Regions from separate parts of the Homo sapiens genome. Here region 1 is linked to region 2. The links are chromatin loops, found by intact Hi-C in ENCODE. Cell type or tissue: PC-3. All regions are shown on one strand. Links, peaks and the distances in the headings refer to the core of each region. The heading gives the core; the rest is flanking DNA. Region 1 overlaps NRXN3 (neurexin 3). Region 2 overlaps NRXN3 (neurexin 3).

Region 1 (12,400 bases), core at 2,473-10,472, 570 kb after region 2:
ATCTAAAACATACTTGTCCTTCAGACTCAGCTCAAACTCTGTCTGAGAAGATATCCCCTGAGCACTCCCCATGACCACCATGACCCTACACGATCCAGTGTGTTCCTTCATGCTCACATGGCAGGACGCATGTCTCTAGGATAGGAGTTTTCACTTTGCATTGTAATTATTGGCTGATCATCTGTGGAATTCTTTGAAGTTAGAGACTGCATCTCATCTGCAGTATCCTAGCATCCCCAGTACCTAGTCCCTGATACACAGGCATAGCTGACACTAACTTCCTGTTAAATTCAACAACACATTCACTGGAGAAGTTAAAAATTTTTAAATAAAAAATAAAACACTACCCCAACCACACAATAACAAGAGGACTTAAGCTGTTGACTCATCTAGACTCATTACGTCACTTCTTACACCTCATTGTTATATTTCCTTCTGAATACATTTTTGTCTAGGCTTCCAACTGCCTCATTTCCTTGTCATATATCTTCACTACCCTTCATACTTCATGGTAATTAGTACTATCTATACTCACAGGTTGTAGCTGAAAAAGCCAGCTTGTGAGTAATAGTCCACACCCCAATGTTAGGAAACAAAAAACTAAAAGCTTTTCCTATAAAACAGGGAAAGAGTAAGACGGCCCCAAATAATCGAAAAAAAAAGCAGCTCCTGCCACAAACAAAGAGACTGTCAAGTCATTACAAGAATGGAGGAAAGTTCGTGCCAATAAAGTAATAATGTTAAAACCATATTGATGCCTAGACAGCTTCCATAAAAGGAAACATCAATATATTCCAAACCACTATGTCCCTAAATCTGTATCTACGCTTTGGTAAACAATTTACTTTAGGCATAGAAATCAATGACTCACTTCTCCCTACAAACCATTATTCCTTTGGATGAGAACTTTCAGATTATTTTGCCATGTCCAGATTTTCTAGGTGAGAGAATATGCTAAGCTCTGGGAATTCAAAATCCATATAGTTCTTACCCTGCGTGATAGTAAAGTCAGGGAAGAGATGTAGTTGTCTAGTTTAATCCGCTAAATCCAGTCCTAAGGAGCTTCAATCTCCTTGGATTGTCTTGCATTCAGATTGAGTCCTGCCCCCTTCTCTCTCTCTTCCATTTACAGAGAAATACATAGTGGATCTTTCTTGACAATTAAACATAATGTCTAAAACAACAGTATTGCCACAAGGGCCCTCTATACTTTGAAACTGAAAGCTATTGTAAAGCTTCCTCTGACTTTAAGTCCTAACTAGTGTATATTCTTTTATTTAATTTAAATATATATTAAAATATATGTGAATCTGCTAAGAGGCGATAAAGAAAAACAAAGTTATGGTAAAATAGTGACAGAGTCTTCATTGGTGGATGTATTCTGGATAGATAGGCGCTTGTACTGGTTAGCTACATGGCATATAACAAGAAAGTCACAGCAAAGTCAATGATCTTTTTAGATGAAAAGTAATTTTTTGAACGTTACCTTTGCCTTAACTACTTCTAACAATTTGGACTGACTGCAAACTCAGCAGAGGTCATGAGGCTCAGTCTCCTGCTTGACAATCAGCCAAAAGACACCTAAAATGCTTGTTCCTCCCTTGTTATTCTGAGACATAGCAGCATGGCACCATAGGATCAGTGGGCCATTACTGACTTTGTAAGATGCCTCTTTGAATAGTGGATGAAGTAGTTTCTGCAATAGATATTCACTAACATCTCACATGTGGTATTTTATAGGGTATTCAGGATTAAAATGACAGATCATCTTCTTCCTCAAGAGTACTTTTTTCCTGCGATCACAAAACAGGAAATTAAAGTGCTCAACCAAAATCCCCAATAGAAAATATAAATCTCTGAAACATTTTAATGACATTAGTGTCTCCCAAATGCCCAGAAATATTTAAAACTTTAAAACTAGTTAAGAGAAAATGACATTCTCTTTCATAAAGCCCAAGTACTTAAATGTCCTGCTCCAGGAAATGACCTCCCTGATCCAGAAAATAATAACTTAAGGCATAAGGGCTGGCCTTGGCCTTTTTTTTCCTTCCAAGTTCTTTTTTCTATGTATGGTGAATAAATTAAGAGGAGCCAACCCCTCCATGGCAACTACTTGGAGAGGTATTTATCATTTCCAGAGTAAATTAATATGTTTATGTATAGTCACGGTATGGGATGCTGTCAAACCTCTTTGGTACCCCCCAAAATGGAATCATGTTTCTTCCCCCATGAGGTCTCCTCTTGATAGCTATTTTTCATGCATTGATCTGGGTTATCTGTCACCCTTTCAGAAGAACACAGGGTTCAGCCACCTCCCCACAATTGCTGCTGTCCAAGAGGTGTGACAGCTTGAAGATCTCTAAAGAAAAGATACCAAGGGTTACACAGGGCATCTTTCAGTCCAAAGTGGTAATGGGAACAAGAACCTTCTCTACCTTGCAGGTCAGCTTTGGTCAACGCAACTTTGTTAGCAAAAGAACAGAAAAAGCGAAAACAATAACCAGAGGTTAGTAAGAGGTAGAATAAACCAGGATAACATTACAGAAATGAAAACGCAATCTGCATAACCATCACTCAGACAGACAATTGAAATGCTCTACAGGTTCACCAGAGACAGCAAAGATGGGGTTGGGGAGTAGGGCAGAGGGGGACGCGCAGACCAGGGACAGAGCCGGCCTCCTCAGAGCCAAGTCAGCAGAGCAGGGCAGGGGCGCATCAGACTTGACAAAGCACAGGCAACGGGCAACAAGGGCAACAAGAGCTTTCTCACATCCACACAGCCAACCTCAGGGAGTGCACGGTCAGACTGAAAGACACGTGTGTGCAATCAGATGGAGCCCATAGAAATACTTCTAAACATTAGGAGTTCAGCATGAAAGAGTCACTCGAGTGCACCCCTTGTGCCCTCTTGCAAATGCCACCCAGGAATTTGGCACTGGAATTAGACATTTGGATCACGGTGATTTGGGAACACCAAAAAGCTCAATTTGTTTAATTTTAAAAATATATCCAAACCCAAATAGTTGCAGGCAAAAGGGCACCAGACTAATGTCATTTTTATTTATTCGTGCCAGTTTCAAAACAAAGCACGTGTATTTCTTTCAGATGTTTATCATCTGCAATTGTGAAACCACATTTCTAGCTGATCATGCCTTGGCCTCTGCAGCAAAGCTGGCCTCAATATAGGAAGATACATTTACCAGCCACATATTAAATCAGGTATGATTTTTTTTAAAACCCTAGCTTAAATTGAGAGGTATCAAGTTACAACTAAATGTTGACTAGGAGTTGCCCAGAAATTGCACTTAATATCTAAATTATACACTTTGCATCTATCAGAGACATAAAATCAAATACTAGTTTCAAGATTTTTTTCTTTTTTGCTACTCATACTTGAGAGCTGAAGAGTACTAAATTAGCAAGTTTTTAAATAATTTTGCTACCACTTTGGGAGGCCGAGGTGGGTGGATCACCTGAGATCAAGAGGTCGAGACCAGCCTGGCCAACATGGTAAAACCCCATCTCTACTAAAAACACAAAAATTAGCCAGGTATGGTGGTGGGCACCTGTAATCCCAGCTACTTGGGAGGCTGAGGCAGCAGATTCGCTTGAAGCTGGGAGGTGGAGGTTGCAGTGAGCCGAGATCACGCCACTGCACTCCAGCCTGGGCAACAAGAGCGAAACTCCGTCTCACTCACTCACTCACTCAATCAATAAAATAAATAAAAATAATTTTGGACTCTTTTGCCTTTTATTTTACCTGCTGTCATGGGTCTGATATAATAGGGAAGGTAACACATTTACTACCTAGGGATCTTAAAGTGTCATTGTCAATGACTTTGATGGAAACATATATTAAATGTAGATAGATACAGATACTTATCTATCTGTGTGTGTGTGTGTATATATATATATATATGTTTATCTGTGTATTCTAGATTTGCTAGAATAAAACATATCTTGAAGAGATTCTGGTCTTAGTTCTTAGTTATAAAACCTCATCCCCTACTTGTTTACTGTTCTATGTAAAAGAAATGATAAATTAAGAAATTTGTTCTGTTTCCTGTGGTCCTCATACTACCTAATGCTCAAAGGCCTTCTTGGGGGTCTCATGCTCTACACAAGAGATTCAGAATAAAAATGATGCCTTTTTGCAGTGTCTCCAGTGTTTTGTGCTCTCCCTTTACCTCCCCACCATCTTACACAGAACCCTAAAATGCTCCTGGGATCTCTTGCAAGGGCTTATTCACAGTGGTACAAACTTCCAATGACAGTAATTTATGCCTTAACCCATTTTGGGCCATTTTTCCTGGCCACTTAGGCTAATTATCCAAGTCATTTGTGTACAATCAACAAGGACTTTCTTCCCTCAGCACTCACCCTCCACTTCATCCCACCCAGCGGGGTAGGCATAATGCTCAGTGGGTAACCGTTGTAATTATCTCCATGGCAATAGAGTGCAGTGCTATTAGGCTCATGGGACTCACCATAGATTCAGATGGTGGAGCCATCAAGCCACAATATCCGGCTTTGAACAATCAACCATACTCAGAGGAAGGTCGGAGCTCTCTGTAATGCATGTGATGAGTAATGCCAAACTGCACATAGAGCTGTAGATAGGGATAGGGACATTTTCCCCAACTCGTTATGTAATTTCTTTTTGCTGATGCTCTTACTGCTTCTCTTAAAACTCTCTTAAGTGAGGTCATTCTCCCTTTATATTATACATTTTAGTACCCTTTTATAAAGCTTAGACCTCCTTTTAATCCAATACTATAGCTTTATTTATTTACACCTTAATTTTTGTATTCTGTATACCTGTACTACCAATACAGTAGCCATTGACATGTGTATTGAGCACTTTAAATGCATGTAGCCCCTGGGTTGAGGTGTGCTGCAAGTATAAAATACAAACTCAAGTTTAGAGGCTTAATGTGAAAAAAAGTGCAAAATATTGATAATTTTATCTCTATTACATTCTGAAATAATATTTTGGGTATATTTAGTTAAATTGAATAAAATACAAAATTAAAATAAATTTGACCTGTTACTTTATACCTTTTTAAAATGTAGCTACTAGGAAATTTATAATTGCATGTGTTACATATATCTATTGGAAAACACTGACATAGAGTTAATGGATGATTCCTGTTAACTTTTAAATCTGAAGAACTGATGGCATAATAAAAATTCTGTAACATTTGACCAGTATCTTACGCTTTCTAATATGTGCTCTTATATTGTGATTTGACTTCATATGATTAATTATTCCAGGATAAATGGAATTACTGCCATTCTACAATCTTCTAAACACTATATACAATTTAATTCCAAATGCTACGTCTATTCCAGGATTGCCCTTTAATACACAAAAGAACTAAAAGCAAGCCAAGGAGACAAAAATCCCTGATTGAATGAAATTGTTCATTTCTAGGAGCAAAGTGGCTGCTTTAAGGGCTTAGTGATTCCCAACCTCCTGTCCCTTTATACACACACACACACACACACACACACACACACACACACACACTACATAGTACAAACACCATATTTGGCCAAGACAATTTAAGAAATATTTCTGGATAAAGGAAAAATGGAGTGGGTTATAGGAATGAACATTCCTATTACTAGTGCAAAATACAAAAATAACTCTTAGGCAAAGGGAAACAATTTCCATAACTCCAAGTCAGCCTGATAAGCTGACAGGAAGCTTTTATAAATGTGTGCTTTACGATGATGAGCTAACCCAGATGGAAGCTGTTTAAGAACAGAAGCGATACATGAAGTTGAACACAGAAGTGGAATGAACAGATTTGATGTGGTAAATTAACAACTGATACAAGGAAACACAATATATTGCGCAAACACAGGACCATAAGGCTCAACCAAAAGGCTCAAAAAGAAAAAAAGGAAATAATTACATAGATCCTTGGTCAGGCAACTTCTTTGCCTTTCAAGTTAGGTAACAGTCACGTTTTCAGCCAACCCAAGACTACTAGGGAAGGCTGAATGTGTTCACTTCTGCCATCTGCTGGTTAAAACTAGATTGTTTACACTGCAAAGAATTGTTGGATTCAGGAAGACCTGTAAAATTCATTTAGTATCTCAAGAGACAGTGGATCATCTACAGGAACAGGCTGAGCATGGTTTGTTGTGCTGCATGGGTAGACATGCAGTATTATTAGATGTTTGACATAAAATAATATTTGTAAACAATAAGCCTACCATTTATCGAGTACCTACTACATACCAGGCATTTTATGTGTATTTCTGATCTCCTTACATTCAAGGTAAGTTTTATTGCCCTGTTTTATAGGTAAGAAAGATATAGCTTACAGAAGTTACATCACCTTCCAAATGTCACATAGCTAACAAGAGCTACTACCTGGAGCTGAATCCAGGTATTTCTAATATCAAAGCCCATAATGTTCCAATATACCACACTAAAGAACTGCCTAGCAATGCCTGATAATTAGTAAGTACTTAGTAAATGTTAGTTCCCTTCCATCATCATGGCATTTGGACATCGTTTTCCTATTGCCTGCTAGATTTGCATTAAATAATGCAGTCACTATCAGCCAAAATAAGAAACATTTTATTAATTAGTGACATCTACATAAAATCTCTGGTTTTCCCCTCATCATGTATTAAAGTATAAATAAAAGTCTCCAGTGCTGTTTCAGCCATTCTGGAAGCCAAGGTACACATTGAAAGAAGCCTGATGTCAATGCCAGGGAAGTTTTTTATTTTATTTTATTTTTATTGGCAAGTATGTGATACTCAGAAAACATCTGCCAACATACATTCCTGGAGCCTGTGGCACATGTCTTGACATACTAAACCAGTGACAAGAGAACACTGATGGTGATGCAATGTCACGTGGCAAATGAGAATGAGACAGGACTGGTCAACTGAGGAAGGAGGCAGTGGCAGAGGCAGCAAAGAGGCTTGGTGCTTGCAACAAGGCTGTAGCTTAACAAGAAAAAAATAGGTTGTACCTTCACAGCCACGCTCGATCTGTCCGCTCCGATGAAGAGCATCATTGATGAGGTCTGGCAGGCGTCCATTCAAGTCCACTGATGCTAGACAGCCCTGAAAGCCATCTCGAGAGGCCACGAGCTTTGGGAGGTTGCTGTACATGCCTTGGGCCAGACCAGCCATATAGAGATCACCTGGAAAGGAAAGTAATTAGCAAAAGAGAATGAGTAAAGGATGTGGTGACCATGTCAACTAGTTTGATACACTTGAGATAATTCATCAGATAAGGAATAAGATAGCTGGGGGGGGGGGGGGGGGACAGCATAAATGAGATAAGCACCTGAGTTTCTACCCTGCAAAAAAAGGAAACCAATATTTATTATGTGTCATTCATTTTATATATACCATCTCAAAAATTTATTCATCATAGATGGAGTAAAGATTAACAATATTGTCAACAAAGCAAGCATTTATTGAGTGCTTTTTATGTGCTTGTTACCAATAATATGCTGAGGGATATACAGACATGCCATCAAAACTTCTCACGACCTATACAGAAACTAACAATTATTATCCTCATTTTGCAAAGAAAAGTAAATGTAAGCTGAACAAGGCTAAGACAGTTTACTGATGACACCAGACATTAAATGATTCAGCTGAAATTCCAAAGCCTATATTCCTTCCTCTGTATTACGGCCCTTCCCACACTTTGACACTCATCCTGTCATCTCTCAGCCCCCACAGCATGACATTCCCGAGGTTATCAGAGAAAATGAACCATTTCTTGATGAGTAGTCTAAGTAAAAACGGAAAAAATTGCATTACAGGATAATTCAACATTGTTAAAACAGGATATGGATGATGTATCAAAAATGCATGGCACTCTGAACCTGTGGTTTGCCTCTGGAAATAGTCTATCTATTGTAAGAAAAGCTCTATTAAAAACTAAATTTCTTTACAAGGTTTACCTTTCAAATCCAGATTTTTGGCACCATTGATAACCTGAGTGACCACTTTGGTGTCCACTTTCAGGCTATGAGTGTTACTATTGTCCCGAGTGATGACGACATTGTGCCACTGGTTGTCATTCAGGGGGCGGTCACTGTTGCCTTTGATCACATTGGGACCGTTTCCGAGGTCAAAAACGTAGTGTATATACCTAGGAAGAAAAAAAAAAAAAAACAATAATTGGAAAATCCCCGAAGTGGTTTAATGGCTATATGTGTGTAACTGACATAGTGGGCTTCAAATCCCCCATGCTAAACTGGCATAATGCAGGAATAATTTAAATCTTGATATGAGGTTACAAGAATAGTCAGATTTTATTCTATCATGCTTCACTATAATTCCATACTCATCGAGTCCACTTCATTAACACTACCTACTAATACTCTCCAGAGTCAAAGTAGCACAGGTTGTACACTACAAAACATAAGGGGGTGACTTTTAAATTCATCATCAACCATTAATCTGTTTTGGTTTTTGTTTTGGTTTTTTGTTTTGACTATTTTCTAATACATGGTAGTAAAATGTCTTGAGGAAAGGGCAGCTTCTAAAAACTTGCATATATGGGCTAATGGTAGGATTTAAAATATTTATGTTTCATCTTTTGGTATAAATTGGGTGGTTGTAGTTAGTAATACTCAAGAATTAGATGCAATACAAATCATAGCCCTCTTTTGCAAAAATAAGCTTTTCTTCAATAGTTTTAAAGGGCTACATTTCATAGGAAAAAGTCTGTTAGTGTTGAGTTAGTGGAAGACCTTTAAATTAAATCATGAGCCTCTCTCCTTTCCAGACCTAATAATTTTATGGATCCATTTAATCAAGGAAGATGCGAGAATGTGTCAGGAATGGAGGGTAGGGAGTAGAATAGACAAGTTATTTTTATGTCCATATTTTACGTAGAGCTTCAGTAGATTAAAGGTGTCCAACATAAGTCGTGATCCCTTCTACTTACCCCTTGACAAGCTCGACTGCAATGAAGTCATTGCCATCACCACTATTGAAGAGAATGAAGCCATCTGGTGAGGTGGTCTTGAACTGGAAGAAGAGGTGCATGGAGGTGTAAGCCTGAAGAGTGGCAAGGCTCAGGTAGCTGCTCTTGGTCTTAAAGGTGACAGGGTCAGCGATGATGTTCCTCAGTCCAAAACGAGCCTTCAGCTCACAATAATCAATGTCACCATTTTTGCACAAGTCAATGTAGAGAAGGCCATTAAACATGAGGCTCTGCAGATGGCCAATAAAGCTGGAGGGGACAACGGAGATGTAGCGTTTCTCAGTCATGATTCCCGTTTCAATGTTGTGGAACTCCAAACGGGTATGGTCTCCCACCATTGTACCTGTGAAAATTGTAAATGAGGTACAAACAGAAAAGTTACCATCATTTATCACAGCACCCTCAAGTATATTTTTTGGGTGTAACCTGTTTCCACACAGAATATTCAGCTTTCTTGGGTGAGTTCAAGAAAACCAAATATTCAATATGGTAGATACCTTACTTGGCCTCAATCAGGCATTGCCCAAATTACATGCTGTCACGCAGCTGCTCAGCACGGCTCATCATATAAGGGGAAATATGAGGTCATGAGTAACCCAGGCTAAAGGATAAAACTATTGATATTCTCCATTCAGGAGAATCACTGGACACTAATACACACTATAAGAAGAAAGGCCTTTGTTGCTCTGACCCTTGTAAAGACACAACACACAAGTCTTGGGCATCACTACCAAGTATTTTTTCTCGTAATAACTCTCCACTTAGTACTCGTGGGAAGGATTCTATTATAGACTTATCAGTTGAGTTTACCTGCCCAGCAACTGTTACTTTATCTTATAATAACACGTAATTTTTCTTTAGGAAGCTACCCACCCCTCTTGACCTTTCAACCACCTGGACTGGATAAAGTTGACCCTAATCAAGCTACTCAGCCTAGACCACTCAATGTACTTTACCCCCCTAACTGTCACAGACTTTGGACTACAGACTTAAAAAGCGGTCATTACACTTTAGGGTGTATCAGAATCACCTGGGGGGCTTAGGCCCTCAGAGTTTAGAATTCAAAAGTCTGGGGTGAGGCCTGAGAATCTGCATTTCTAACAAGTTTCACAGTGATGCTCTTGTGGCTGATTTAGGGACCACCCTTAGAACTGGCAACAACCCAAGCCATCCCGGCCACACTCAGTTCCAGAGCTCTTGCTGGTACACTTAGGAAAGAGGATTCTTTGCAAGCAAGGACTGCTGGAGGGGTAAGAAGAAAGCTTTGAGTCCCTAGAGGCTATAAGAAAATCAGAGGGATCAGAGGACTAGCAACCCAGAAGACAATTACCAAATGAAGAGAATCATCTGTGCTGTCCTTTGAGACTCTGGATCAAGCCAGGCACCTCCCGGCTTTTTCAAACTGTGTGGCAATAGACTCCCTTTCATGCTTAAAGCGTTTGAGTTGGGTTTCTGACATTCACAACGGAAATATCTTCAGCTGTTACAAATGAACTATTTAGAACTTGTATTACCTATTTTACCTAGAAGTGGTGAGTGACTAGGGCAGAGGGGATAAGGAGGGCTTGAAAAAAAAATACAAAGAGACTGGAAATTTTAATAACAAAATAAAGAAAAACATCATTAATGTGGCCAGAGTAGAAATTGGCTTCCTCAACATTTATATAGAAAAATCATGTTAAAACATAACAAACCATGTTCTACTGCCAAGCATTAGAGGGGGAATTCTTTCTTCCTGTCCTCTCTTGTTACCTTCTACATTGAAAAAACTCCATTAGCAAGACTGATAGCATCTCTTTATTTCCTCTTTAACAACTTTCCTGAAGAAGTGACATAATCAGAAATATTAAGGATGATCTGCAAAGAGAAGCTGTGTATGCTTAGCTCAGCCCCTAACACCTCCTGTTTCTCTTTGCTGGAGCAAGCTGCCTTCAGAAATGTCCATTCTACTGCATGCATCCATAGAATGGGTGTTACAGGAGCAAGCCTTGCTTCCACAAAGGATGTCTGCCCAGTTCTGAACTACTATTCAAGTGGGCAGTTCTGTCTAATTCTGAAGTTCAGTGGGTGTAAGCAATATTATTGTGTGTTATTACTAATTAAAATGATATTTGCCTTCCATCCTCATTGCAATATTTTCTCTATTGGCTCAGAATTACAGTGACAAAAAAAGGGAGGATTGTATTTTCTTAGGTCTCTTAAACTTCAGTATCTGGGAGACTAAACCAGATCATACCCTTAAGTGCTCAATATTGGTTTTATCTCTTTGGGAAAAAACTCAGACCTAATTTAAAGAATTGGCTGGAGACAGTGGCTCATGCCTGTAATCCCAGCACTTTGGGAGGCCGAGACAGAAAGATTACTTGAGGCTAGGAGTTCAAGACCAGCCTGGGCAATATAGCAAGACCCAGTCTCTACAAATTAAAAAAAAAATATTAGCCAGGCATAGAGGTATGTACCTATAGTGCTAACTATTCAGGAGGCTAAGGTAGGAGGATCACTGGAGCCCAGGAGTTTGAGGCTGCACTCCAGCCTAGGTAACACAGCGAGATGCTGTCTCTAAAAAAATAAAAATAAAATTTCTTATATTCCCTATAAGCACAAAAATTAGATTTACATGTTATGAGCTTCTATGCAGTGTTTTGACAACTAGTGACAAATCACTCTCTTAGTATAAGAAAAAAAGATGTTGGTTAACTTAAATATAAAAATCAAAATGCAACATAAATCTGCTAACAAATAACTAGGAAATAAAATTGCTTAGTGTTAAAAATCAGACAGGCTGTGAAAATACAAAGCAACATAATCTAAATTTGCATGCTCTAAATTAATAAAGTGACTGAAAGAAACATCTACTGTCAAATTGGCTATAGCTACTCCTACCAGGAAGGGGAGCTGGGCTGGAAAATGATGGGGAGGGGGAGTCATAGTCAATATCCACAGAAACAGAGAAACTGAACTATGATGATGCTGCTAGTCATGCTAATTCTTATTTTACAAAGAAAAAATCTAAGATGAGAACTAAGAAGTCAGAATGGGGAATCTCTGGTGAAGATTGAGGTTCCAAAAGGAATCTGAAGAAACAATTTTAAAGTCAAGTTGAGAACTTTCAGAGAAATTCTGGATGAATTGATCTCCAGGATTGAGGGGTTGGGATATTCTGCTCACTAGAAAATTAATTTTTCATAGCAAAAAAAAAAGTGTTTATTGAGATAGCAGAGAGACTGAGCGTGGATGTGGATAAGTACAAGAAGTGAAGTTAATAGTGGATTTAGGAGCTTAGCCCAGGAACACAAACTGGGAGTTCAGGATGACTCACACAGGAGCCTCAACTAAAAGTTGGTGAGGGGAGGGGGAGAAGGCCATGTGAGATCAAATTAGAAAAGGAATTGGCTTGGGAGGTCGAGGTGGGTGGATCACGAG
Region 2 (12,400 bases), core at 2,679-10,678:
AAAAAATAAATACAGTCCCTGCATGTGTGGAGCTTACAGTTTAATGAAAGACACAAACAAGGAGGCAGCAAGAAGGTGCTGTGATATGTCCTATAGAATTCAGAGGAAAGGGAACAGGAACAAGGGATGGACCCTTCCCAGAGAATGAAATGGAACTCCTGGAAGAACAGTTTTCTTTAGTGGATTTCTTAGGAATAAGGGTATCTTCCAGCTGAACTTTAAAACACAACATTGAGGCCAGGCATGGTGGCTCATGCCTGTAATCCCAGCACTTTGGAAGGCTGAGGCGGGTGGATCATGAGGTCAAGAGATCAAGACCATCCTGGCCAATATGGTGAAACCTCGTCTCTACTAAAAAATAAAAAAATTAGCTTGGTGTGGTGGGGTGTGCATGTAGTCCCAGCTATTCGGGAGGCTGAGGCAGGAGAATCCCTTGAACCTGGGAGGAGGAGGTTGCAGTGAGCCGAGATCATGCCACTGCACTCCAGCCTGGTGACAGAGTGAGACCTCTGTCAAACAAACAAACTAACAAACAAACAAACACCCAACAATATGAGAAGTAACCTGTAGGAAGTCAGGATGTCACAGAGCAACTAAGTGGGGCTGTTGAACTTTCCCAAATCAGCCTCTTTGCAAGCAGATCCGTCTCAGACAATCAACCGCAGAGCCCCTCGGTAGACAGATGTGGCTCAATAGAATTTGGGGATTTGCTGGGCCACTAAATAGGTCATAATAATGGACATACCACTTTTGTTAGTAATGAGTCTGCATTTTTGAAGGCAACAGTAAATGCTGGCCCCGGGGACCCAGTGACTAATACTGGGTCTAATGGTGAATGTGGCTGTGGATGGGAAACACATCAATACCAAGGCTAGGCTGCCCCTGCTCACACTTTTTGATGTTTGCAGAGCAGATGTTGACCCAGGATTGCTTATTCCAGGGCCCTAAACTCAAGCATACACGTGTAGAGCAGGAGAGTTGAAAGATGGAATATGTGTGTTTTGGTGAAAGGAAGGAACAAGCTCAGGGAAGGAGTATTTGTGGAATACTTTTCATTTCCTTACATGTATGGTATCTCATTATGTCCATACCAACTTCAGCAGTAGGTGCTGTTAACCCCATTTCTATAGATAGGCAAATAGTACCTAGGGAACTAGAAACTGCCAAAGATCACACAGCTGGTAGAAGACTTTATTAGACCCTAAATCAGCTCCCTTCCCATTACATCAAAGCCGTCTCTCTTTGGAATCTCCCAGAGGGAGTCTTAGTTTTAGGTTAAGAGGTTTTGTCTTCTGTTTTTTGAGATAAAACCTATCCCTGGTTGGAAAGCAGGCAGTGGAAACAATGCAGTAGCTCACAGATAAATGACCCATGATTAGCAAAAATTAAAGAGGGAAAACACTGAATTCAGAGAGCACTCCTCATCACTCCTCTGACAAAAGTCACTTCACACATGCTGGTTATTCTGTTTGCTGATCACAGTGGAATCCAATCTCCCATGGACCTAACCTGCCACTATCACCTAATCCTCCACAGGACACAGTTAGGTAATAAAGTCAGCATAGGAGATTACTGAGTCAAAACTGTCTTTGAAAGTCTCCAAAATGGTCCATTCTGTGCAGTGCAATGTCTGTGCTCAGGAAGCACGACATTGGCATTTTTGCCTTTAGTAGACATCTCTTTGTTTCTTTGCTTGGGCAGCAGATGAAGTTATTTGTGTTTAGGGAACATGATTTTTTTTGTTTTTTTTTTTTTTAATCTTTAAATGTACTGTATCTTTAAGGATAGACTTATTTTCTATTCAAGATGTTGATGCCTTGAGAGGCCTCAGGAACACAGAAATTTGCGGCTTGGTAGATTTAAGGCTCCCACTCACTGCAACTCCCAGGCCTAAGCTCATGGAAGGAAAGGGTGGTTAGAAATGCCATACTACCTAGTAATGGGATTGCAGGGTATATACCCAAAGGATTATAAATCATTCTACTATAAAGACACATGCACATGTATGTTTATTGTAGCACTGTTCACAATAGCAAAGACTTGGAACAAACCCAAATGTCTATCAATGATAGACTGGATAAAGAAAATGTGGCACATATACACCATGGAATATTATGCAGCCATAAAAAAGAATGACTTCATGTCCTTTGCAGGGACACTGGTGAAGCTGGAAACCATCATTCTCAGCAAACTAACACAGGAACAGAAAACCAAACACTGCATGTTCTCACTCATAAGTGGGAGTTGAACAACGAGAATACGTGGACACAAGGAGGGGAACATCACACACTGAGACCTGTCAGGTGGGTGGAGGGCTAGGGGAGGGATAGTATTAGGAGAAATACCTAATGTAGATGATGGGTTGATGAGTGCAGCAAACCACCATGGCATATGTATACCTATGTAACAAACCTGCACCTTCTGCACATGTATCCCAGAACTTAAAGTATAATAATAAAAAAAATTAATAGTTAAAAAAAAAAGAAATAACACACTACTTCAATTATTCTTGGCTTCTCCCACTGACACTTCCTCTCCTAGCCTCTTCTCACCCCTCCTCCCCTGCATTGTTAAAGTTGCCTAAGTCAAAGGACAATTGCAGCAAGTCCACTGTGTTTGCATGGATAGTGGAGTTCTGGTCATGCAAATTCAAAACGATAGGCCATCAAAGACTCTTTCCAATTAGTTCTCGAAGGCATGTGTTGAATACATGTCTCTGTTTAAAAACAGGTGCTTCTATGCATAGGAAATTTATAAGCCTCCCAATGAATCAATGAACCCATGCTGTAAATGCTATCCAGCTCCCCAACCTCCTTACTGGTTCTCTCCTCACTGTCTTCTACTCTATGAACCCTATTCCCTCTGAGCACCAGCATGCAGTAAAACTGGCCTCTGCTGTGCTTGCTCCTTCCCAAATTCCTTGGAGAGAAGAGACCTGGAATGAAGAAACAAGAGCTTAAGATCTTCTCTTTTGGCTTAAGAGGCAACTCATTTAATCAACAAAGGAATAAATAATGTCAACATAATTTGAGGCAAGATTTGGCTTGCTAATTAATTGAATTTAGATTCTTCAATATTTATTCAGTTTTCAGCATATCATGTGTGTGTGGAGTTAGCAGCTTTGTTTCTATTTGAAGGTAAATTTCTAGGGGCCATGCACAATGTATTCTCTTCATTTTGTTTAGTGTTAAAAGAAGATAGATGGAGTAATATAGTACAATTCATGGCCATGCCTTCAGAAAAAGATTATTGCACAATTTTCCACTGCAGGATACAATTATAAGTACTGATGTTTTATAAGAGCACCCGATCTTCAGAAATTAAAGGTTATTTAATTTCTCATGGCTCCAGATTGAGTGTAGAGGGGGAAGTGGGCATGGACATACTGTTTTTTATAGCCATGCACAGGGCTTGGTCTATAGGAGGGGCTCAACTAACTGATGAATGAATACATGGGAATCAGATCATTAAGAGGGAAGTTGGTAAGTTAGGGGACTATCTGATCAATATTTGATTTCTGGCAATAATCAGAGCTTTTCCTGGTTGTTTTACACCTCTCTATTATTTAGGCTTGACTGCAGTGAATGGGCATTCCACTGAATGACCTTATCCCTCTATCTGTCTGAGTCTGCTCTCCCCGCAGCAGGGGCAAATGAGCTCCAGTTTTTTAAGAGTACATAATAAACACACAACCTGTCAGGCTTCAGCTGGGGTTATAGATGGAAAATGACTTGATGAACAGTCCATGCTTGAGTGATAAATGTGTATATCAGGAAGTAAATCTAGTGGAAAAGAAAATCTATCCACCACTTGCGCTAGCAGTTGGGAGACTCATATTGACAGTAAGGATTCATTTTCTTAATTCTGAGTAACTCTGAGTCTTTTTCTAAAAACTCATCTTCTTTTCTCTACTACCCGCCAAAAGGGTGGTATTACCTATTTATTAAAAACAGCCATACCACTTTACACTTACAAGTCACTTGTTCATCTTTGAAACTCAAACATCTTACATTTGCTTAATGCAGATACCCTAAGGAAATGTAACTTAGCATTAATGACAACACCAAAACACAGAGGCTGGTTTCTTTAACTGGGTTTACTCAGCAATCTGAAATGAAACTTTTAGGATTTTAGGAAGTAGTAACATCATTTATTTTATTTCTACTATGTATCTGGCACCTTATTTTATGTAAACATAACAATTGTATAAGGAAAGTATTTTCTCCACTTCAGAATAAAGGAATCTATGGCCCAAAATTGCATAACTTGCAAAAAGTTATTACATCTATATATTAGTCCATTTTCATGGTGCTGATAAAGACATATCCAAGACTGGGCAATTTACAAAAGAAAGAGGTTTAATTGGACTTACAGTTCCATGTGGCTGGGGAGGCCTCACAATCATGGCAGAAGGCAAGGAGGAGCAAGTCACACCTTACGTGAAATGGCAGCAGGCAAAGAGAGCTTGTGCAGAGAAGCTCCCCCTTATAATAACCATCAGACCTCATGAGACTTACTCACTATCAGGAGAACACCCTGGGAAATACCTACCCCCATGATTCAATTACCTCCCACCGGGTCCCTCCCACAACACATGGGAATTCAAGATGAGATTTGGGTGGGGACACAGCCAAACCATATCAATCTAGTAAGTGCCAGAGTAGGAACGTCAACTCAGGTTTGTGACTACAAAGCTTATGTCTTCACCAGTGAATATTACACAGTCTCTGTAGGACACAGAAAGGTAGTTTAGTAGTGTGGAGGAAGAGGCTATATATTACATTTTTCACCAGGCTCCATTTCCTGGTGAAAAAACAACAACAACAAAAAAAAAAACAAGCCCTCCGAATACAATCTCTTATGGTAGGCAGAATAATGTACCTCCCCCATGAAAGATACAATATATTCTAATTCTTGAAGCATGTGAATATGGTACCTTCTATAGCACAGGGGAATAAATTTGCTAATCAGTTGATCTTAAAATAGGGAGCTTGCCTATCATCCAGGTGCACCCAATGTAATCACAGGATACTTAAAGGTGGAAGGGGAGGCAGAAGAGTGAGAACAAGAGAGACAGCCCCTCGAGGAAGGCAGCCTAACATTGTTCATTTTTAAAAACAACATCTGCATTTATAAGAAAAGGGCCCATGAGCCAAAGAAAGCAGGTGGCCTTTAGAAGCTGGAAAAAGCAAGGAAGTAGATTGTTCCCGAGAGGCCCCAAGAAGGGATTTGCTCTAATTCTGACACCTTGATTTTATCCAGAGATACCTGTATTGGACTTCTAACCTTCAGAACTCTCATAAATTTGTGTTGCTTTAAGCCATGAAAATGTGTGGTAATTTATCATAGCAGCAATAGAAAGCTAATACAGAAATCAATGGGGCTTGAAAACAAGTGGAGAACAAACACATAAGTGAGAAAGAAAAAATGACCAAAAAATCCAGTCAAATAAGCAACAGCTCCTCCAGCTACATGCTATCTTGGTTATCTCTACTATAGCTCACTGGTAAGACTTACTTGTAGAAGAGACTATGAACATCTCTAGACCTCAATTGTGGGTTATCTGAGCTTTCCCCTCTTCCAAGGATAACAGTGATTCTTAGTATTTGGCATGCATTAAATCACTTGGAGGGCTTGTTTAAAACACAGATTGCTAGGACTCAGTCCCAGAATTTCTGATTCAATAGTTGTGGAATGAGAATCAACAATATGCGTTTGTAACAAGTTGCCAGGTGATGCTGGTGGCCAGAGACTACACTTTGAGAACCACTCATCTAAGCAATGATTCTTGGGAGAGTGATCTAGGCTCTTCGCTCCTTAGTACTATTGATTTCAATTCATAGAACTATTGAAACCCACTGCTATATTTAGAACCAGTGTCTTAGGAGAGCTATTTTTCCAAAAATGTCATAGATTCCAGAATTCCAGAATCTGAAAATGCACACAACCTCTTATTGGTTTTACCTATTGATGTCCAATCTCATCCAACAGAAATGGCATCCATCCAGCAAGTCACATGGCCATCATGCTGCTTTTCTATTCTCTCTACTACTGCACATTATTAAGAAGAGATGCTTTAAAGAAGGAAACAGAATCATCATACTTCTCAGGGCCCACTGCACTCTTGTTTAGATGTTATCGTGGCATTTTTCCTCTAATGCTCCAGTGCATGGAAACATAATACTGTTAATGAACTTATAAACTTTTCAAAGGTAGGGAGCCTGTGCTCGCCTACTTTGTGTACCTAGTATTGTGCTATCCTGTAGCGCTTGTTCAATGACTCAGACCCCCTGAGGCACCATTACTACTTAGTTACTGACAGAATCGAAAGCTCAGCTGTGTCCCTTAATTTGTTGCCCCAGCCAGCCCCATGGGGGCGCTGTGACATTTAAGAAGTATTTTTATTTTTATTTTTATTTTTTGCCTAAATTTTGTATTTATTTTCACTGTTGGGGATGAGACTCACAATGTTTCAACATTTGCATTCACAAAGCCATTCCATAGATGTTATGAAACAAAGAAACTGGACGTTAACACCATTAGCTCAAGGTTGCAAAAATGGCAGCTCACACATTGTTTGGTTTGGACTGCTAAGGGCATTAATTAGATGCCAGAATCAGGGGATTTAACATACACACCAGACTGTTGGCTTCTCTTGAAAAGCTGACAACTCTAAACTCACATCTCTACACAATTATAATCCAGTGGCAGCTGAGTGGCCACTGTGCACTTTGATTGGGGCCTGCACTGTACAATTTGCCACCTGGCCTGCTTCACTCAGGCATATTACCTGTCTGGTCCCTGTAGAAATTTGAGGTTGCAGCTTCTGTTTTCAATGTGTTTATTCACCTCTGCATCAGCTCCAAATTTTTCAAGGTCTCAGCTGGCCTGTGCCAACCTTGTCATGCCAAATACAGCCGACTCTCCAGTTCATGCTGTGGCCACAACCAACCCAAGCCCAATCACCCTGATACCCAAGGAGCACACATGGTCCACTGGCATTTCCACAAGGGAAACCACAGGCCCTAGAACCTGCTAACACATCCATCTCTCTGTCAGGGGACTCTAAGCATAAACAACTGACCTGGAACTTGCAAGACACTGGGAAGCCTCACTGACCATCTCCACCCTTGGCTGTGTTTCCAATCTCAATGGTAGAAGACACTGTGTGCAATTGGTCTTCTGATCAATTTAACAGGATGCTGGAATATGTCATGAAAGGTGCTAACCCTCTCCTCTGTTGCAACAGATAAGTAACATCACAGAAGAAGAAAGAGGAATGATTTCTTCCTGACCTGAGTTGGCAATCAGGTGATGCCTTGGAAGATGACAACTGGCATGTGTTTGTGATAGATATCCCAGTGCTTGCCTGTATGACTGACATCGCCAGAGTCACTGTCCTGAGCAATTTGCCTTCATAAGAGCCTACAGAAGCCAGTATCGCAGGCTAATTATAAGTTAGAGGAGAAAAATATGTCCTTTCAACTGAATACCTGTGCCTTTAATTTTACAGAGCCCTTTTCTCCTTGGGACTATAGGGAGGGAAGAGACCTCTCTTGTCACTTGTCATTCCAAGGACTACTAGTTATATCAAACTTTACTTTTTTTTTTTCTTGCCACACCAAAAAAGTCACTCACTTTTTTTCAGAGAAGCCTGCTGCATAGTTTAGTTGGCTATCCCTGCTCTCCTGTGGCCCTTTCCTAGCTCTGACTTCTTTTAAAAGAAGATTGTTTGTTCTGAAGGGATCTTTGCCAAAAGAGCGTTTAGGGTTCTATCACTTGTTTGTTTTTCATTAAAGAGAATTACATTTGACTCACCTCTAATATTTAAATAGATAAGGCACCCCAGGAAAGGGAGGGAGAAAGCTTAAAAAGAGGACTGTGGGGTCTTTCTTCACAAGGATGCTTGTGGGGTTAGGCCCTACAGTGAGACGGGAGAAAATGCTATTACAACTATCAGATGAAACAGCTTACCAGACAAGGAACTTTGCAGTTAGCTCCTCTTGTCTTTAAAATAGATACGGCCCAACATGTGGGTCAGAAGTAATTTAAGTCTAGAGAAGGATGTTCACGTAGGCTAAGAAAGAATGTTCTTTTAAGAACACATTGAGACTCTTATTATGGGTCTTACAGGACAGTCTGAACCTTTTGGTTGATGTATTTTATTACAACTGCTGGAATTTTAGGCATGCTCATTCTTATCACTTGGTATTGAAAAAGAAAAACAAAACAAAAGAGCAGCCTGTGACATCTGGAACGTAACCTGGCACTCATGGCTAGATCTTGTTATTCTTCTATTGCACATGAGCAATGTCACAGAATACCAATCTCAGAAGAAGTCACTCTGAGACCATGATAAACTGAGTCAAAACAAAGCTACATCTTAATTTAATCAATGCACAGAAAAACAAAGTCACTGCTTCACCCACAAAATAGCAAACAGTCCCCTCTCTTGGCTAGTGATTGCTACTTCTTTATCATTTACAACTTTATCCTCACTCTTGTTCCATACAGAGAAGATTTAATCAAGATACACATTTTTAGAATTGCCTCTGCTTTCTGACAGCATCTAATCTAAAGTGAACTAGGCTTTCTTGGACGCTTCCTCATATTACCCAACCAAAGTCAAATTCCTACAATAGGTTTTCTCCAACACCCTCTAGCTGAGACATGATGGTTCCTCATGATGTGTGTCCTCATCGAAACAATGAGTAACAAATGCAACTCCATCAGCTACAGGTGGGTTTCTGATAGTCTTTGGCTAGAGGCATTAGGAGTAATAGTCATTTTCCAGAGATAGATGTCAATTTCACAATTACAGTTCCAAGGTTTTCTTGTGTCTCTTGAGACTCACCTTGTCAGGTACATGAGTGTCTGGGAGACCTTGCCCTGCCTCTTTCCTACCTCATCAGGCCTATAGCTCATCTTTATACCTTGTAGTGGGTTAAATAGTGTCTCCCCAAAAGATATGGAATGTATGAATGTGTCATTATTTGAAAAAAGAGTCTTTGCAAGATGGAATTAGTAAAGGCTGTCTAGATGAGATCATCCTGGATTATCTAGGTGGGCTCTGAATCCAATGGCAAGTATCTTTTTTTTTGAGATGAGTTTCGCTCTTGTTGCCCAGGCTGGAGTGCAATGGCACAATCTTGGCTCACTGCAACCTCCGCCTCCTGGGTTTCAAGCGATTCTTTTGCCATGGCCTCCTGAATCGTTGGGATTACAGGCATGCGCCACCACACCCGGCTAATTTTTGTATTTTTAGTAGAGACAGGGTTTCACCACAGTGGCCAGGCTGGTCTCAAACTCAGGTGGTCTGCCTGCCTTGGCCTCCCAAAGTGCTGGGATTACAGGTTTGAGCCACCGCTCCTGGCCTGGCAAGTGTCTTTAGAAGAAGAGAAGATACAGGCAGAAAAGGAGAAACACAGAGAAGGCAATGTAAAGACAGCCAGAGATCAGAGTGATGCATCCACCAGCACCAGAAGCTGGGAGAGAGGCATGGAAGGGATTCATTTTCAGAACCTCCAGAAGGAACCAGCCTTGCTGACACCTTGATTTTGGACTTCCAACCTCCAGAACTGTGACAAAAGAAAAAAAAAATCTTTGTTTGATTCCACCAAGTTTGTGGTCCTTTTCATGTTGGAAAATTCAGACACTCCTCCAGCTATACAGAGCCACTTGCTCATCCACACTAACCTCTTAGCCAGAAATGTTTTTTTCTCCTATTGTCTACCCAGTGGTCTTTAAAACTCAGTTCAAAAGTCATCTCTCCTGAAAAGCCTTCTTGAACCTCCCTCAATCTTATTTACATGTCCTCTCTTGTGTTTCCATAACAACCTGTGCTTTCCTTGATCCAGGCTATTTTACTTTTGTATTGTAATCCTGATTTACCTGTTTGTCAACCTACCTAGGCTGTGACACTTTTAGAATAGGGACCATGATTGGTCAACAGGTACAAAGTTACAGTTAAATGGAGGGAATAAGCTCCGGTGTTCTACTGCACAGCAGGGTGACTAGGGATAAAAATATTGTATTGTTGTATTTCAAAATAGCTAGAAGAGAAGATTTTGAATGCTCTCACCAGAAGAAAAAGGTAAATATATGAGGTGATGAATACGCTAAACACACTGGTTTGATTTTTACATAATGTCTACATGTATCAAACATCTCACTGTGCCCCATAAATATATACTATTATGTGTTAATTAAAAACAAAACTTAAGAAAATATTTATATGCATAATACCCAGCACATAATAAATGCAAGCTGAATAAATGAATGAATAAACAAGTTCTTTTGTTCAGAGAGTTGTTTCAAGTCTCTTCATCCTTCAAAGCAATCTTTTTAAGGCATCTTTTACCCATTTAAGGGAATACAGACTACACTAGGTGAGCATAAAATATTGCCAGAAGCCTGAATAGACTGCTTCTATTCATTAGAACTGTAATTGCCTAATATGAGCTTTGGGAATTTTTTCCCTCTCCTTCTCACTCCCCTCTACTCACCCACATGACCCATTTCTAGGTGTTTTGCCTGTTTCAACATAACTTTGGGAGAAGAAAAGTCCCTAGAAAAAATAGCAAGACGACGAGGTAAAGAGGAATACCTGGATCTCAGGTAGGCACCAGACAGAAACATGAGGAATCAAGGAACAGGCAAGAGAAGGGCAGAAGAGTCTGTGTCCATGCACAGCCACAGAGAAAAAACACAGAATGTGCATTGTCTCCTATAAGTGGCTTTAAAAGAGAAAGTTATTTATTTATTTTTGCCAGAAGACACACAATTATAATGAGGAATTTCTAGCAACTCATAGACTCAGGATTATGTTATCCATCTTTTCTCTAGTCCTTATGGGTAGCAATATAAGAGAAAGAGGGGAGGTGAGCTATGTCAGAATGCTTTTAAGTGAAACTCAAATAGCAAGGCTCAACTGGTATGAATTAGACATGAATCTGAGAGAAAAATAAATAGGGCCTAGATTATACTTTTTATAACATCTATTTATATAGACATTGCCCTGTCCTGGAAGGATTTGAGGCAGCTTATAAAACAGCACAGGAAGTCTGTTCGATACCTTCTTGCTTTGACCAAGAGAGGTTCTGAGAGTCAACAGAGAGGCAGAATAGCAGTGATTAACAGCATGAATTCTGGAGCAAGAATGCTAGGTTTAAAATCTGTCTTGAGCGGGGCACCTGTAGTCCCAGCACTTTGGGAGGCCCAGGTGGGTGGATGATTTGAGGTCAGGAGTTCAAGACCAACCTGGCCAACGTGGTGAAACCCAGTCTCTGCTAAAAATACAAAAAAAAAATTAGCCAGGTGTGGTGGTGCATGCCTGTAATTGCACCATTACTGGGAGGTGGAGGTTGCAGTGAGCCAAGATCGTGCCACTGCACTCCAGGCTGGGTGACAGAGCAAGACTCCATCTCAAAACCAACCAACCAACAAACAAAACCTGTCTCGATCACTTTATAGCTGGATGATCTTAGGTAGGTTATTTAATCTCTCAGTGTCTCAGATTCATCAACTGTAAAATAGGGATAAGTTCACAGGGTCACTTTATAAACAAAAATGAATAATTGCATGTTAAATGCTTTAAAAATGCTTGACTTAGAAATAATGAATGAGAAGCATATAAGCATTGACAGAGGAATTCGACATTATAAGTAATGTGATTTCATCCTAACACTGTCCTTCAGGAATTCCCCCCATTTTACAGAAGGAGGGACTGACACTCAGACCAAATAACCTACCCAGAGTAACAGTGTTAAAAGTGGCTGCGATTGGCAAACTAAACTATCATCACAGTGAACAGGCAACCTAGAGAATGGGAGAAAAATGTTGCAAACTATCCATCTGACAGAGGTCTAATATCCAGAATCTACAAGGAACGTAAACAAATTCACAAGAAAAAAACAAACCACCCCATTAAGAAGTGGGGAAACGATTCCCTATTTAATAAATGGTGCTGGGAAAACTGGCTAGCCATATGTAGAAAGCTGAAACTGGATCCCTTCCTTACACCTTATACAAAAATTAATTCAAGATATTCAAGATGGATTAAAGACTTAAATGTTAGACCTGAAACCATAAAAACCCTAGAAGAAAACCTAGGCAATACCATTCAGGACATAGGCATGGGCAAGGACTTCATGTCTAAAACACAAAAAGCAATGGCAACAAAAGCCAAAACTAACAAATGGGATCTAATTAAACTAAAGAGCTTCTGCACAGCAAAAGAAACTACCATCAGAGTGAACAAGCAACCTACAAAATGGGAGAAAATTTCTGTAATCTACTCATCTGACAAAGGGCTAATATCCAGAATCTACAATGAACTCAAACAAATTTACAAGAAAAAAACAAACAACCCCATCAAAAAGTGGGCAAAGGATATGAACAG

What was found. A loop is a pair of places that touch in the nucleus more often than their neighbours do. Peaks named below come from ENCODE experiments on the same cell type or tissue, not always from the same donor. Only the 100,000 strongest peaks of a DNase experiment are listed, where the experiment ranks them.
Region 1: it touches region 2 in a loop (10-fold over the local background); 5 of 110 quality-filtered maps call a loop at or near these places.

Annotation. Positions count from the first base shown.
Region 1 is chr14:78,962,945-78,975,344 of GRCh38, reverse strand. It overlaps NRXN3 (neurexin 3), which reads right to left. Exons shown (of 21, transcript NM_001330195.2): 12 at 8,939-9,320; 13 at 7,947-8,137; 14 at 6,999-7,172. Among named protein-coding and RNA genes, the nearest start is that of NRXN3-AS1, 110 kb to the left of the region's middle. In PC-3, for the core only: a CTCF peak has its summit at 6,034 (motif pointing left); DNase peaks (open chromatin) are centred at 6,014 and 7,714; H3K27ac peaks cover 2,231 bases.
Region 2 is chr14:79,538,104-79,550,503 of GRCh38, reverse strand. All of the region lies in intron 16 of NRXN3 (neurexin 3), which reads right to left. Among named protein-coding and RNA genes, the nearest start is that of NRXN3-AS3, 88 kb to the left of the region's middle. In PC-3, for the core only: a CTCF peak has its summit at 6,362 (motif pointing right); a DNase peak (open chromatin) is centred at 6,303; H3K27ac peaks cover 392 bases.